Linked DNA regions of Homo sapiens: all the other regions are linked to region 1. A link is a contact called in ENCODE Hi-C or POLR2A ChIA-PET data. All regions are on one chromosome and are shown on one strand. Each heading gives the region's core, a stretch centred on a gene start or an enhancer-like site at or near the end of the contact. The rest is flanking DNA. Distances are from core to core; before and after follow the strand shown. Region 1 holds the start of EEA1 (early endosome antigen 1). Region 2 holds the start of RLIG1 (RNA 5'-phosphate and 3'-OH ligase 1). Region 3 holds the start of DUSP6 (dual specificity phosphatase 6). Region 4 holds the start of ATP2B1-AS1 (ATP2B1 antisense RNA 1). Region 5 holds the start of LTA4H (leukotriene A4 hydrolase).

Evidence for each region. A loop is a pair of places that touch in the nucleus more often than their neighbours do. ChIA-PET counts read pairs that join two places held with the same protein, here RNA polymerase II (POLR2A). Pooled maps may share reads with other maps.
Region 2: a loop to region 1 is called in a pooled map, with 10 times the contacts of the local background. The contact joins the promoter of RLIG1 here to the promoter of EEA1 in region 1. A Hi-C loop is called at or near these places in 5 of 50 pooled maps.
Region 3: a loop to region 1 is called in a map of CD8-positive, alpha-beta T cell, with 11 times the contacts of the local background. The contact joins the promoter of DUSP6 here to the promoter of EEA1 in region 1. A Hi-C loop is called at or near these places in 2 of 168 maps with a recorded cell type or tissue (CD4-positive, alpha-beta T cell and CD8-positive, alpha-beta T cell) and 8 of 50 pooled maps. POLR2A ChIA-PET finds 5 or more read pairs at or near these places in 1 of 52 experiments (A549).
Region 4: a map of CD8-positive, alpha-beta T cell shows a loop between it and region 1 (6-fold over the local background). The contact joins the promoter of ATP2B1-AS1 here to the promoter of EEA1 in region 1. A Hi-C loop is called at or near these places in 2 of 168 maps with a recorded cell type or tissue (CD8-positive, alpha-beta T cell and naive thymus-derived CD4-positive, alpha-beta T cell), 3 of 37 single-sample maps with no recorded cell type and 9 of 50 pooled maps.
Region 5: a map of CD8-positive, alpha-beta T cell shows a loop between it and region 1 (14-fold over the local background). The contact joins the promoter of LTA4H here to the promoter of EEA1 in region 1. A Hi-C loop is called at or near these places in 2 of 168 maps with a recorded cell type or tissue (CD8-positive, alpha-beta T cell and ascending aorta) and 11 of 50 pooled maps.

The regions. Positions count from the first base shown.
Region 1 is chr12:92,927,942-92,930,659 of GRCh38, reverse strand. It overlaps EEA1 (early endosome antigen 1), which reads left to right and starts at 1,365. Exons shown (of 29, transcript NM_003566.4): 1 at 1,365-1,617. The coding sequence starts at 1,594. RefSeq lists a silencer at 896-1,975.
Region 2 is chr12:88,034,141-88,036,858 of GRCh38, reverse strand. It overlaps RLIG1 (RNA 5'-phosphate and 3'-OH ligase 1), which reads right to left and starts at 1,323. Exons shown (of 7, transcript NM_001009894.3): 1 at 1,121-1,323. The coding sequence starts at 1,210. LOC107984542 (a long non-coding RNA gene) reads left to right here and starts at 1,363. Exons shown (of 3, transcript XR_007063395.1): 1 at 1,363-1,445; 2 at 2,512-2,718.
Region 3 is chr12:89,351,118-89,353,835 of GRCh38, reverse strand. It overlaps DUSP6 (dual specificity phosphatase 6), which reads left to right and starts at 1,335. Exons shown (of 3, transcript NM_001946.4): 1 at 1,335-2,196. The coding sequence starts at 1,797. The region is part of intron 9 of POC1B-DUSP6 (POC1B-DUSP6 readthrough); the gene reads left to right. RefSeq lists a silencer at 80-389 and an enhancer at 2,209-2,718.
Region 4 is chr12:89,707,582-89,710,299 of GRCh38, reverse strand. ATP2B1-AS1 (ATP2B1 antisense RNA 1) reads right to left here and starts at 1,345. Exons shown (of 1, transcript NR_028138.1): 1 at 1-1,345. ATP2B1 (ATPase plasma membrane Ca2+ transporting 1) reads left to right here and starts at 1,462. Exons shown (of 21, transcript NM_001366521.1): 1 at 1,462-1,704. RefSeq lists silencers at 224-773, 794-1,813, 1,964-2,193 and enhancers at 2,384-2,483, 2,494-2,583.
Region 5 is chr12:96,034,237-96,036,954 of GRCh38, reverse strand. LTA4H (leukotriene A4 hydrolase) reads left to right here and starts at 1,368. Exons shown (of 19, transcript NM_000895.3): 1 at 1,368-1,594. The coding sequence starts at 1,436. TRD-GTC2-8 (tRNA-Asp (anticodon GTC) 2-8) reads right to left here and starts at 934; the gene lies at 863-934. RefSeq lists enhancers at 610-659, 680-729, 1,170-1,589, 2,180-2,269 and a silencer at 1,640-1,739.

The DNA of each region.
Region 1 (2,718 bases), core at 116-2,615:
TTATCACTAGTGATTACTCATATATTAGCTGTAGGCATGACCGTGCTGCTGCACCATCGAGAGACACACACACACATAATAAAAAACCAAATATATTTGGGATAGAAATATCATATTACATTATATAATGCATTATACTTTACAAAACATTTTCCTATTCATTAACTGATTTGCAAATAATATTTAATTTTGTGCTGCTTTTCAAAAGATCTGGAAGTGCTTTCCAAAAAGCACTCCATTCATTGCTTCATAGGCTTCATTCAGTGGTCTGTTGGTTTTTTCTTTTTTTTTTTTTTTCCCTCCCAGCAAGGTTAGTTCCATTATTCCCTCTCCTTCCCTATTCAAGCAATATTAAAGGCTTCTCTTTTTCTACCAGGGTGTTAAGTTGAGCCTCTTGGCTGTGAATATTGGCAGAATGGTAGGACGCAGAAGCTGTGATTTCTCGAGTTAAATAATGACATCGTGCCTGGAGGTCAGTTCAAAGACCACGTCGTTTTGGCACGATATTTATCTGTGACCTCATTTTCTTCTTAATCTATAAAACAGAGGCGTTAATGACAATTTACTTCATAAATCGATTATCAGAATAGGACTTAAAATTCCTTAGGAGGTCAAGCACGGGCTTTAGAAAGTGCAACATGTGAACATCAGCCTATTAAAAATTGTTTTGATCTAGAAAAGACAACCTCAAACTTCTCTTGCCAATTCAAATTCCAGCTTCTTCCTACCCTTCTTTTCTAAATCTTTGCTTTCTCTTTGGCTGAAATTAGAAGCAGGAAGGGAGCAGGGAAAGGAAACCTGGGACTGGAAAAGGGCAGGGAAGCCCAACAGACCGGTTAAGCACGTCTGAGATTCTCTAGTCGGCTTCAACCCAGGGGCTAAGAGGCAGAGTCAGCGTTTCCAGCAGAAACTAGCATATAGCTCAGGCTCAATACCACGTCGAGTCAGGAGCCATCGCCGGAAGGGTCACACCGACACATTTTACAAAACAGCCTAAGGCGTCCCCTCCTCCCGCCTGGGTCAGGGAGGGACACCCCCAGGGGTCCTCGCCCGCCTCCCACTAGCGGGCACGCGGTCGTCGCGCGGGCGCGGCCCTCTGACGGAGCCCAGGCGTGCACTCCGCAGCCTCGGCGTCCCCCAGCTAGCCGGAAGAAGCTGCGGCGACAGCGTCCTGCCGCCTGTCTGTCACGCAGCCGCCCACGTTGCCACCGCTTCCGATTGGTCGCTGGCCTGGACCGGCCCCCTTCAGCCCCGCCTCCCGCGAATGGACAGGCGAGGGGCGGGCCCGCCACCGCCCCGCCCCCCGGCGGCCGCGGGCGGGCCCGCCCATCTGTCAGTTACGGGGGCTGCCCGGCGGGCGGGCTGGAGGCGCTCGCAGGCTGCCTAGTCGTTCGCTCGCTCTCTCTCGCGTGCTCCCTCTCGCCGCCTGTGGGGAAGTCGGGGCCGCCCGAGCGGCCGTCGCCACCGCCTCGCCCCGACCTCCTTCCCGGTCCCCTCCCGGCCCAGTCCCTCCCGCCCGCGCACCCCGAGTAGTGAGTGGCCCCGCGCAGGGTCTGGAGAGTCACCGCGGCGGCGCCGGGTGGTGGTTAAACCATGTTAAGGAGGATTTTACAGAGGGTAAGAGAGTGAAACCGTCTTTCTGGCAGCACGTGAGCGGGACAGCCGGAGCTCGGGGCCGCGGCGCGGGCGCCCCTCCTCAGCGCGGGCTCCTTCCTTCCCTAGGCCCCACAGCCCGGCAGGCGCTTAGGCCTCGGTCGCCCGGCCCGGGGGCGGGGAGGGCGGGTGGGGCCGGCGCGGCGGGGCGGCAGGCAGAGCCCTGGTGGCCCCGCGCGTCCAGGCCTGGCGCCCGCTCCGGCGCGGGGCTCCGTGTGTGCGAGCGGGCTGCGAGCTGGAGGGTGTGGTGCCGGCGCGTTCCTCCCGGGAACCCTGAGTGGGAGTGAAAATGGAGAGTTGGTGCCCGTGGGACGGGCCAGCCGCCGCCTGCCGGGCTGGAGAACGCCCCATGGGAGATTCGGGCGGCTTGCTTCGCCTTTCCCCACCCGCCGCACTCCCCGTGCCCCCCAATTTGACACGATGCGCACCTGCCACACACGGCCCTGCTTTCTCCTTTGGACCACAGTGGAGGGTGGTGTGGTGAGCCCCGGCCTAGCCTGGGCCCAGGCGTGGGACTGACACTGGCACAGTCAGCCGAGAAGGAAGATGTTACTCACTGTTGGAAACTTTTTTTTTAATTAAAAATATGTTTTCTGTGCAAGCCCCACTACCTTATTTTAGCTATCCAAGAATAAATCCGCAGTAAGCTTGATCAAGTGGTATATACACTTAGTTTCTGCCTGTGCTGTCTCTGAAATCTGGAAAACCTTGAGGATAGAAAGATTAGAGCATTAGAAAACTGTAGGTGTATCATTTAAGAATCAGTTACTAGAATAACATAATTCACATCTCTTTTCCTGTAAGAGTTATTGTACCTGTCAACTTAAATTTGTTTTTTTTTTTTGGTATAGCTTTTTTCTTTTCTTTTTGAGGCTGATAGGGTGTAACAAAATGTAAATGATTGAAAAGTAGGTGCCGAGCCTATTAGTTCTTTACCGAGGGAGTAGGATAACTAGTTCAAAGGACAAAAGAAATTAGTGAATTTGTAGGATTCAGCCGAGGAATGTGCGGAAGAGAGTTGAGTCATCCAGTAGATAGGAAGGGAGTGCTCTTGCTTCTGCCTAG
Region 2 (2,718 bases), core at 74-2,573, 4.9 Mb after region 1:
TTGTTACAGCTAAAAAAAAAAGCCAATTACTGCTACAAACATTGAGTAATAACTGTGGTATTCTGACGAGGAAAGAACATGGTGATGATCAGTCTGAGTGGCAAGTAAGACCAGTTAGGTGGTGCAATGAGCAGGACATGAAATATTAACTGTAACAGCTGTGACAGCACTAGAAAGCAGGAAAAGATCAGATGCTATAAGGTAAAAAGCATCAAGGTGAATGGAAAACTGGCATGAAATGATTCCAGGGTTCATTCTTTAATTCAACAAATATTTATCCAGTGCCTACCACGTGCCAGGTCCTAGAAGCTGGGACTAAAGATAACAGGGCAATCTTTGCCTTAAACAAGTTTTAGTCCAGAAGACGAGAAAGCCAGTGCCAATGATGAAACTCAAGTGAGGTGGATTTCCAATGGACATGTTGGTTTTGTTTGAAATCAGCAAAGTTGGGAAGCACCCAACTAATCACTGGGGATTCTACTGATCAAAGACTACAACGTTTTATAGTACAATATGAAAAAATTACCCAAATATAGGTTACTCACTAGCATTTACCGAGGGCACACTATGGAAAACACGTTGCTGCAACAGAAAACCTTGAGAACACCAAAGTTAGAATAAATTAAGTAATTACTGGTAATATGAGGTGTGAACTTCAGTGACCTAATTAGGCTACTGTCAACACCGCCACTGGTTCGGACAGAACAGGTAAAGCAAGTCTTCTAATATCCACCCTTTCTTACTGCACTCTTGAAAAGTAGTAAAGCTTGGACTGTGGCAATTACCTGATTAGGGGGTTTCCCCAAAAGGTGCTGACCTGAAAAGGAAGGGACATGCTGTGGATGTGAGTTATCCATTTCCTTGCGAGGACAAGTTTGAATCTCCTGATAAGGAAAATTCTTTCGCAAATTCCCTCCCTCACAACTAAGAAAAGTACAAGAACCTGGAGCTCAGGGCGTACGGAACTCCCACCCCAGACCTCCCCAGGGAAACCTACAGAGGTTCCTGGCCTGCAGGGCAGTTCTAAAGCGCCCAGCCGCCCTCGCCGGGTTCGCACTGAGCCAGCGCCGCGGGGAGGAGCCCACGCGGGCCGCCAAGCCTGCCCGGCGCTCCTCCGTACCTGATGCTCCCTTTTGGAGGAAGGCTCCTCTTTCACCTCCGTCACAAACACACACGGCATTTTCCGCTGCACGGAGCCCAAGCGCTTCATGATGAGCCCAACAAGCAGTGCGAATGGAGGGCGTGCTTTCGAGCGGCGCCCGGTCCAGTCGCGGAGAAGCCCTGAAGCAGTCACCCGCACGGCTCAGGCCACGCACACTCCGCGCCCAGCCACCGCGGCTGCGCCCCAACTACCAAGCCCAGCGAGGGGCGGGAACGCCCGTCCAGAAGCGGCTTCCTGGCCGCGGCGCCTTCTGGGAGTTGTAGTGCAGAAGCTGAGGCGCCTGGTGGGTTCCCACGTGCGTCCTCCGCCCCCCACCCTCGGTTTTAATAACCGTGAAAAAAAAAAAAAAAAGATGCGTTTCCCGAACGTGGGTACTTAGCAATACCTAGTAACTAATGATTTTTTGGGAAATTAAATAAGATCAAATTATAAGCAATGAACATTTCAGATGTCGATTTAACACAGTTCCAATGGAAACTGCTTGCCTGTTATCTTTAGTTCGTGGGGGAAGCACTGTAGAAGTTTAGAAATGGCTAGAGACATCCCCAGATTCCCAAGCAGAATGAAAACTTCCTTTCCGGTAAGACTATCAGAAAACCCTATAATAAAACACCTGGGATCAAAAAAAGTTGTCGTTTGAACTACTCCTTATTGTGCAGCATAGCATGGTCGAAATGATTCTGATGTTCTTTTCGGAGTGAGTGCGAAATTTCAGCCTTAGACTAATCCAAAAGTACAGGAATACCTACAACCAGATTTCATTCTCAAGTTTTTCATAAGAATCTTGTTTAATTAAAGGTGAGCTCCAACAGCCCAAATGGCTTGAGTAATGGTAGTCAATCAACTGCGAGCTAAAAACAGCCTTAACTTACTGCTCAAAAGAATATTTTGAGGGTAAGTGATAAGATGGACAATGACTAAATAAAATAAATACTAAATATTTAGGAATAGTAGCCTTTCCATCTCATTGAATGTAGTAGTTCCTAGCCTGAAGTTGTAGGGGAATTTTGACTTTACTGCCATCCTTTATGGGCTTGGACTAGGCCCAGGTCTCATTTCTTTGTCTTATCTGCATGTACTCAACTGTCCAGCATGTTACTGACTTAGCCCTTGGAAAAATTAAACAACTATATCTCACTTAGAGGTATCTAACTAGTAAGGGGGTTCTCAAAGAATAAAACATCTTCCTTTAAAAAGTTCACAGTTATATTGAATACTGACAGTGAAAAAAAATAAAATTTAAAAAAAGTTCACAGTTTTTTGATTACTGGATTCAGAGGGGAGGGAGGAAGAAAGAGATTTGCCATTTCAAAGTGTTTACTTTCTTTTCTACTATCTTTTTCTCACAGGAAAACACAAAATGTTCTCCCACATCACACCCCGCCTGCATTTATCAAAAAAGAAAACACCTGATGCTGGCTGTGTGCTGTTGGAACCAGAAACTTTTTAGCATATTATAGTCGAGTGCCAGTGACTTCTTTGTTCTTTCAGAGGCATTCTAAAAAGCGGCGTGTTTCACGAATCTCAGAGACAACAACTTTCACAACTATCAACTG
Region 3 (2,718 bases), core at 86-2,585, 3.6 Mb after region 1:
TGCTCCCCCCACCCTCCCCAGATCTCTATGGACCCGGGAGTCCCTCGCTGAGCCCCGCACCCGTCCACTGCGTCGCGCACAGCCCCGTGCCCAAGCGGGGAGACGGGGACGGCGGGGCGGTGGCAGGGAGCGCAGCGCGCAGGCGCGGCTGGTGCTCCCCGGAGTGCCCGGCGCTGGACAAAGGGAGGAGGCGGCGGCAGGAGAGGGCTGGGGAGGCCCCCTCTGACATGCCTCCCTGCCAACTGTAACCAATCGTCGAGCCCCCCTGCCGAGCCCCCGCAGCCTGCAGGTCTTGCGGGAGGACTTCCTCACGCCTCGCCCATGGCGGGGACTGCTGGCCCGGCCCGGCGCGTCCCAGCACACCTCGCTCAGGCAGCCCCGCCAGACCGGCTCCCCCGTCAGAAGCCGAGCTCCTTGCCCAGAAATCATTAACCAGCGCGACCTCCCAGCAGGCGATGGTGGTGGTGGGGCGGGGGGAGAGATATAGATTCCCCCGAACAATGGCTTGTAACTCCCCACGCCGCCGGAGCGGAATACAGTAAAAGCACTGGACTGACCTAAGAGTTTGTTTCTGCACTCTACATTGTTTTAATGAAAATAAAATGTTATTTTAAGAAAAAAGGTTTTCTTCTGATTTTCTGCACAACCAGACGTTTGTTTGTTTGCTTTAAAATGTTTCAACAAAATCCTGGTTTGTTTCGAAATATGTTGGATTAGCATTTAACACCTCATCGGTCACTAAAGCCCAGTCAGTTCACCAGCCCCAACACAGCCTCGGCTAAAAGAACATCAGAGCAAACAGAGCTGGGCCTTTAAAAGTGGCAAACAAATGCCACACACCGCCTAAAGAAGGGGGGTTGGGGGAGGGGAGGGTTAAGGCGAACTTGGGTCCAAATGAGTTTGAAGGGAATACAAAGAACGAAAAGTCAGCACAAGTTTTCCTAAAGCTAGCTCGCGAACGCAAGCGTCGCGAACAAGGGCTTTTGTGCATGCTAATTGCGCCATTGGTGCGCAAAAGTTCCGACGCGAAGTGTGAACTCTCAACAGAAGGAAACATGAGACAACTGAAGTGCCCTGGTTTATGTGCCCTGCTCCTCCTCCGCTGCCGCCTCCCCTTCTTTCTCCTTCCTCCCGCCGAGCCCGCTGTTGCAGCTTGTTTGCACTGGGGCTTATCCGGAGCGGAAATTCCTTTCCGTTTTTGTGAATGACAAACTCATTAACAATTCATCAACACAACCTGTTCCAGCCGGCCCGTCCCCACGGCAACAGCCCCTTCCGCAGCACGCTCATTGGCTGGCCCGGAGAATGTATCCATTGAGACGCTCGCTGTTTGTATCCATTGAGGAGCTGCCTCGCGCAGGGGGTGTGCGAGGCTGAGTCCAAGAGATAGCAAATCGAGTCTTAAATAATCCGGGGAGAAAGACGCCCGGGTAGATTTGAGGTGCAGCCTTGGAGGGAGGGATTAGAAGCCGCTAGACTTTTTTTCCTCCCCTCTCAGTAGCACGGAGTCCGAATTAATTGGATTTCATTCACTGGGGAGGAACAAAAACTATCTGGGCAGCTTCATTGAGAGAGATTCATTGACACTAAGAGCCAGCGGCTGCAGCTGGGTGCAGAGAGAACCTCCGGCTTTACTTCTGTCTCGTCTGCCCCAACCGCTAGCCTCGGCTTGGGTAAGGCGAGGCGGAATTAAACCCCGCTCCGAGAGCGGCAGCTTCGCGCGCGGTGCGCTCGGCCTATGCCTGCCCCGAGGGGCGTCTGGTAGGCACCCCGCCCTCTCCCGCAGCTCGACCCCCATGATAGATACGCTCAGACCCGTGCCCTTCGCGTCGGAAATGGCGATCAGCAAGACGGTGGCGTGGCTCAACGAGCAGCTGGAGCTGGGCAACGAGCGGCTGCTGCTGATGGACTGCCGGCCGCAGGAGCTATACGAGTCGTCGCACATCGAGTCGGCCATCAACGTGGCCATCCCGGGCATCATGCTGCGGCGCCTGCAGAAGGGTAACCTGCCGGTGCGCGCGCTCTTCACGCGCGGCGAGGACCGGGACCGCTTCACCCGGCGCTGTGGCACCGACACAGTGGTGCTCTACGACGAGAGCAGCAGCGACTGGAACGAGAATACGGGCGGCGAGTCGGTGCTCGGGCTGCTGCTCAAGAAGCTCAAGGACGAGGGCTGCCGGGCGTTCTACCTGGAAGGTACGCGCCCAGGGAACTCCGCGCGCGGGGCAGGGCTAGGGGCGCAGGGCTGCGGGCGGGGCGCGTGGATTGAAAATACCTCTGCTCCGCTCAGCTGGAGCTTCGGAGCCGCGCTGCCCGCCTAGGGACCGGCAGCCGGCGAGGTAGGGGCCGCGAACCGCGCGTTCCGCACCAGAGAACCGGGCCGGCTCAGAATCCACTCGCTTCCGGCTGCGGGTACCGGCGGTTTCTTTCTAACGGGTTCTGCGCCTTCTTAGCCAGAACATCCTCCACCATCACCCTGTTTTCTATCGTTCGATTTTGAATTAAGATTTGCAGGACGGGAGAGATTGTTGGGGATGCAAATTGGCACATCTTAGCTCTCAAAATATTCCAAAAAGTTGCCATTTTGTCTATTTCCGGATTCAAGCGAATAAGGGTTCCCTGGCGAGGCGGGCCCGTTCGTTCCATTCCCGATGGTGCACATTTAAAGTGTGTTTCTCTTATAGATGGTTCTGTATGTAGGGGGTTCGTAGGATGCTT
Region 4 (2,718 bases), core at 96-2,595, 3.2 Mb after region 1:
ATGAAAACACCCGGATTTTAAGCGCGGATCCTGCGAGGCCGGTTTGCACTGGCCGAACGCCTGCGTTAACCCTTTGGGCGCCGCAGCTGGGATCCCCGGTGTTTGCGGACCCGACCGGCAGGAACAGAGATGGAGTGTCCCGCGCCCGCATGGGGAGTGAGCTCTCTTCCCCAAAGAGGGAGCGAGCCGAGAAGCACTTTTTCCTCCGGTGCGTGCGTCACGGCCCGGGACAGGCGTCGAGTCCGGTTTGGAGTGGGGGCAGAGACGCGGCGAGGAGCCGCTCAAATGTCCGCTGACTGGGGGTTCGCCTTAATCTGTCCTCGCCAGGAGCGCTCGCCCTCGCCCTCCCGCTGGCTCGCTCCTGGGCCCTGGAGGGGCATGGGCCCGGGGGCGGTTCGGGAGGGGCCCCAGGTGAAGGGCGCCCGCACTTCTCCTGCGGCAATCATCGCTCTCCTGCCTCCACACGTCGCGGCAGCGGCCCGGCCCCGCGCCGAAACAGCAGCTGTGACTGACGGAGTCACCTCCCCGCGCGCCTGGCCACCCCCTCCTCCCCCGCCGCTCCCTCCTGCACCAACACGTCATGGAAACACGGACGTCAGAGCCTCTCAGCCAATCGCAGGCTGCGGCAGGAGGGAAGGGGCGCGCTGGAGGGGGCGGGGGCAGCGGCAAGCCAAGGCGCTCAGGGGAAGGAAGAAAGGGAGGGGCGTGCGGAGGCGCAAGTCCCCACCTCCGCCCCTCACTCCGGCCACCCTTTCCCGACCGCGCGGCAAGTTCTAATCGCCAGGCGCGCGCTCGCCAGCCGAGGGCGCGCTCGCCGGGTCCTCCCCTTAAACGCCCTCCCAGTGCCGCTCAGCTCCCAGTCCCGGTCCGAGCCGCGGTTCCTCCGCGCGCGCGCGCGCGCACTCGCCCGCCCCCAGGCTCCCCGCGGATCGCGTCACGTGACCGCGCTCAGCCAAGGCGGCAGCGGCGGCGGCGCGAGCTTCGGCGGCGGTGGCGGCTGTGGCAGCGGGAGCAGCTGCGCCGCCAGCGTGGAGCGGGAGGCGTGTGGGTGTGGAGAAAAGGGAGCGCCAGACCGGAACGGGTGAGCGTTCTCCTCCCCCTGCCTACCCCGGCAATCTTGCAGGCCACCCGGTGCAGACGGGGTCCCTGCCCGGAGCTGCGCGCAGCCCCCTCGTGCTCGGCCGTCCGCTCTCCGGTGCCCGCGGGCCCCGCCCCGAGTGGGGCGGGCTGCGGCGCTCACGGAGGTGGCTGCACCCCGCCCGCGGCTGCTGTTGCGGACGGCGGCGTGAGGCCGGCTGAGCTGCCCGTGCCGAGCGAGCGCGGCGCGCCCTGTGTGCCGCTCTGCGGAGCCGAGGAGGCGGGTCCTGCGGGGACGCGGGCGGCCACTCGGTGGCTGCCGGGCTCTGGGCGGGGACGGCCGGGCGCCGCCTCCTCCTCCTTCGCTGCCGCCGCCGCCTCCTCGCAGTGCAGCGTGAGTAGGGAGCCCCGGCTGGTGGACGCCGAGCCTCTCGGCTCCTTGGCCGCCCCATCCCCGAGGTGCAGCTGCACCTCCGCGTGGCGCCCCGAGCCCTGCGAGCCGGCTGCGGACGCGCTGAGGACGGAGCCCCCATCCTCTGCGTTTCCCGCTGCCCCTTAACGCCCCGCGACCCTCCCGCAGCCTGCCTTTCCTTCCCCCTCGGAAAATGGTTCCCACTGCCGGGCGAGGTGAGTGGCGGCCGCCGCCCGCCCGCGGCCGGGGGCGGCGGGGCAGGTCACCTGCGGGGGAGGCCAGGCGGAGCACGGAGGTCGGGCGTCGCGGCGGGGATCCTGATAGCTGGGTGCGCAGCGGGTTGCGCCGGATTCGGGAGAAGCTGACGGGGGCGGTCGGGGCCCCTCGCAGGTTGCCTCTTGCCGGGAGATTGTGAAGGTGAGCGGGCTTCTCGCCGTGCACCTCAGCGCCGGGTCAGTCTGGGAGTCGCTGCTCCGGGCCCGAGGGATGGGGCTTGTTGGGGCTTCTGGTCTACACCCGCAGGTCTTCGGCTTCACGAAGCCGCCTCGGCCGCGCCACAGCCCATCCCGCCACCGGTCGCCCCCGCCACGGCGCGTGGTGACCTTGAGGGCACCGTGCCCGGCACTCCCTCTCCCCGCGCCCCGGGAGGGTCACCCCTCTAATCCTTGGCCTCGGCCCCCCAGACGCACTGCGGGAGGGGAGCGGGGGCCCCTGGTCGGCCCCTGGCCCTGGTGGTTGATTGTTGGCGTGTCAGGACGGTGATTCCTCGGGAGTTGGAGAGCCGCCTGGTCTTTCTCCTCACGCCTTCCGTCTGGCCCCCCAGGATGTTCACAGTTGTTTCCGATTCGTGTTTATTCACTTAGTTTAAGAGAAAAAAGCCTGCGCCCCCACCTCCCTTTTTGAGGAAGGAGTCTGTAGGAGGACCGCGTTCCAGTGGCAGGGGTGTGGGGTGGGGGCTGTGCTCTCTTTATCCCATCCTGCGGGAGAATCCTGTGGCTAAGCTGGTTAGCGACCCCTGGTTCTGCGCCGCGGTCACCAGCCAGGTTGGTCTCTGTGCGCATTTCATTCACCAGTTTTCTGCGGGACTCGCAGCGCTGGGAGTGCTCGCACCCTGTGCGCTGCTTGGCTCGGAGGGGAGGGCAGGGCGTCCGGGTGGGTTAAAGGGGTCTGCAGGTACTTGGAGGGCTCGACCCTCCTCGACAGGCTGATATTTACCTTTTCTTTGGGTT
Region 5 (2,718 bases), core at 119-2,618, 3.1 Mb before region 1:
ACCGGCCCCGCAATCTCTTGCTCTTGCTCGGGCCATGTAGAGGCCTGCCCCTTCTTCACCTTCTGCCATGATTGTAAGCTTCCTGAGGCCTACCTGGAAGCATACTGGAGCTATGCTTCCTGTACAGCCTGCGTAACTGTAAACCAATTAAACCCCTTTTCTTCCCAGTCTCAGGTATTTATAGCAATGCAAGTACAGCCTAACATACTGTCCTCTTCATATAGACTACTACCTCTGGTTAATGACTAGCCAGCCACTGAAGCCGAAAGCCTGGGCCACCTTCGTCTCCTCTCAATCTGTGAATCCACTTATATAAGTATTCCTTCTATTCATTCCTTCCTCTCTATCCTAACTTACTACTTACCTATGTCAGGCCCCCAGCATCTTCTGATTGAGCCATTTTAATAGTTTCCTAAATCTCCTGCTAATGGTTTTGATACCGCATTTTATAACATGAGTCTGACCATGCTTTATCAGTCGCCTGCTGAAAACTCTTCAGTGGGTCCCCCATTAATGCACCCAGGATTAAAAGGCCACCTATTTAAGGTCCTTCGAAACCTAGCCTCTTCCAATTTTTCCAGTTTTAATTTTGAGGCCCCACCCTAAAGGCAAGGCATCCTTCAATCCTCCTTCACCTGCCACAAAGGCCCCAGAGCTGAGCTAGATGTCCCAGCTCTGTACTCCCATTGCGACCAGTGCATAACTTTTATAGAAATTCATTAGTTTCTAAGATGGGAATGTTGGCTTTCTCCGTTTGAGAGATGCAGGTTCTGGGGATATACATAATAAACACTGAAACTGACAAAACAACTGTTTAAACCTTGAATTACTTACAGCTAAAAACAAAAAACAATTACTGTGCCTCCCCGTCGGGGAATCGAACCCCGGTCTCCCGCGTGACAGGCGGGGATACTCACCACTATACTAACGAGGAACCGCACGAAAGAAAGCCTTCTGATAGGCCTTTTCTACGTTTTTGCTCCGCCCCGCCCTCGCTATATGCAAACACCAATGAACCTGATTTTCTTACGTTTGCCACCACAGCTTCCACGAAAGTTGAACAGAGCCAAAATGGTAGTGTTCAGTTTTATCTCCCCCTCCATTCTCATCATTTCCCTTCGGCCACCCTTCTAACTGCCCCTACTCCCCTCCTCTTCTTCAGCTCCAGGAGCACGCTTGGTCCCCCTCAACATCCCTAACACACACGCTCCCAGGTAGCCAAGCGCCCGCTTGCCGCGCGGCACCATGGAACTTGTAGTTCCTTCACCCATCCCCCAACGCTCGTCTGACTTTAAGAAACTTCCTTTCCCGGCGTGCACCGCGAATCCCTCCTCCTCTTCTTTACCTCTCTCCCTCCTCCTCAGGTTCTCTATCGACGAGTCTGGTAGCTGAGCGTTGGGCTGTAGGTCGCTGTGCTGTGTGATCCCCCAGAGCCATGCCCGAGATAGTGGATACCTGTTCGTTGGCCTCTCCGGCTTCCGTCTGCCGGACCAAGCACCTGCACCTGCGCTGCAGCGTCGACTTTACTCGCCGGACGCTGACCGGGACTGCTGCTCTCACGGTCCAGTCTCAGGAGGACAATCTGCGCAGCCTGGTACAGTGGGGCGCCTGCCCAGTGCCCGCCTCTCCCGGGCTCCCTGCCCCTCGACCCTAGTCCTTGCGGGCTCCCGGATCTCCGGCTCACCCCGCCGCGGCCCCTGCCTAGCCCCACGTCCCCGTCTGCTCTTCTGTAGCCTCCATCCAACTCATGTTGTGCACTTCAGCCCCCAGATCTCTCACAGCACCCCTTCTCAACCCCGCTTACGCCTCTGCATCCCTTCCCTCAGCCCCCACTTATACGTATGTCTCCTCCGCCCCTCGCCTGGATCCTCTCTCCGAGGTCCCTGGGCACATCCAGCGCCTCGTCCACTCCTCTCAACTCACCCAGCCCTTAGGTGTCATCTTTGCAGTAGCCCCCATAATTTTAGTTCCTGGCTCTAATTACTCCATGGCCTCCCCATTGCTTCGGCCTGCGGCCCAGAACCCCCTTCTTCAGGCCCCAGACTTTTCCCAGCCCCCTGGGCACCTTCCTCAGTCAACAATCTCACCCAAGTCTCAGATCCCATGTCCTGTCGATCCCTGATCCCACGGTTGCCTCCCGGGAACACTTATTTCAATCCACAGGTCTGCAGGGCACCACCCATCCGTCTCCCTCCTAGTTCCCTGGATCTCCCTGCTAGTCGTTCTCAAGCCTCTTAGGATTTCCAGCCCCGGCCGGGCAGGCCTCTTCTTTCCGCCCTACTTTGAAACTAACAGTCCCTGCTTGCTAACTCTAGGCGCAGCTCTCTCTCTTCAGGGTCCTTTCTACTTTTTAATCTTATCAACTTTCTTCTAATAATTTAAGAACGGATGGGACGTTCAAATTTTCTAAGGATGATTCAATACGCTTTTTTAATAGTTGGTTCCAAGGAGCCAAGTAGTTATTTCACTTAGAAAACACATACTTCTACAAACTCTATAACCATTGGAATGAAGAAAGGTTGTAGATTCATGGAATATTATTCAATGATTTTATCTGTATCATAACCTATATTTAATGTTCTTGCTCAAATTGCCCAATAGTATTTGGTTTATACCTTTCATCTGAAGGTACCTTTCACCTGAAGAATTTCATAGAAGATCATTTTAAAAATAAGAGGGTCATGAAAAGACAGCCAAATTCGGCTTCTTCACCAGGGC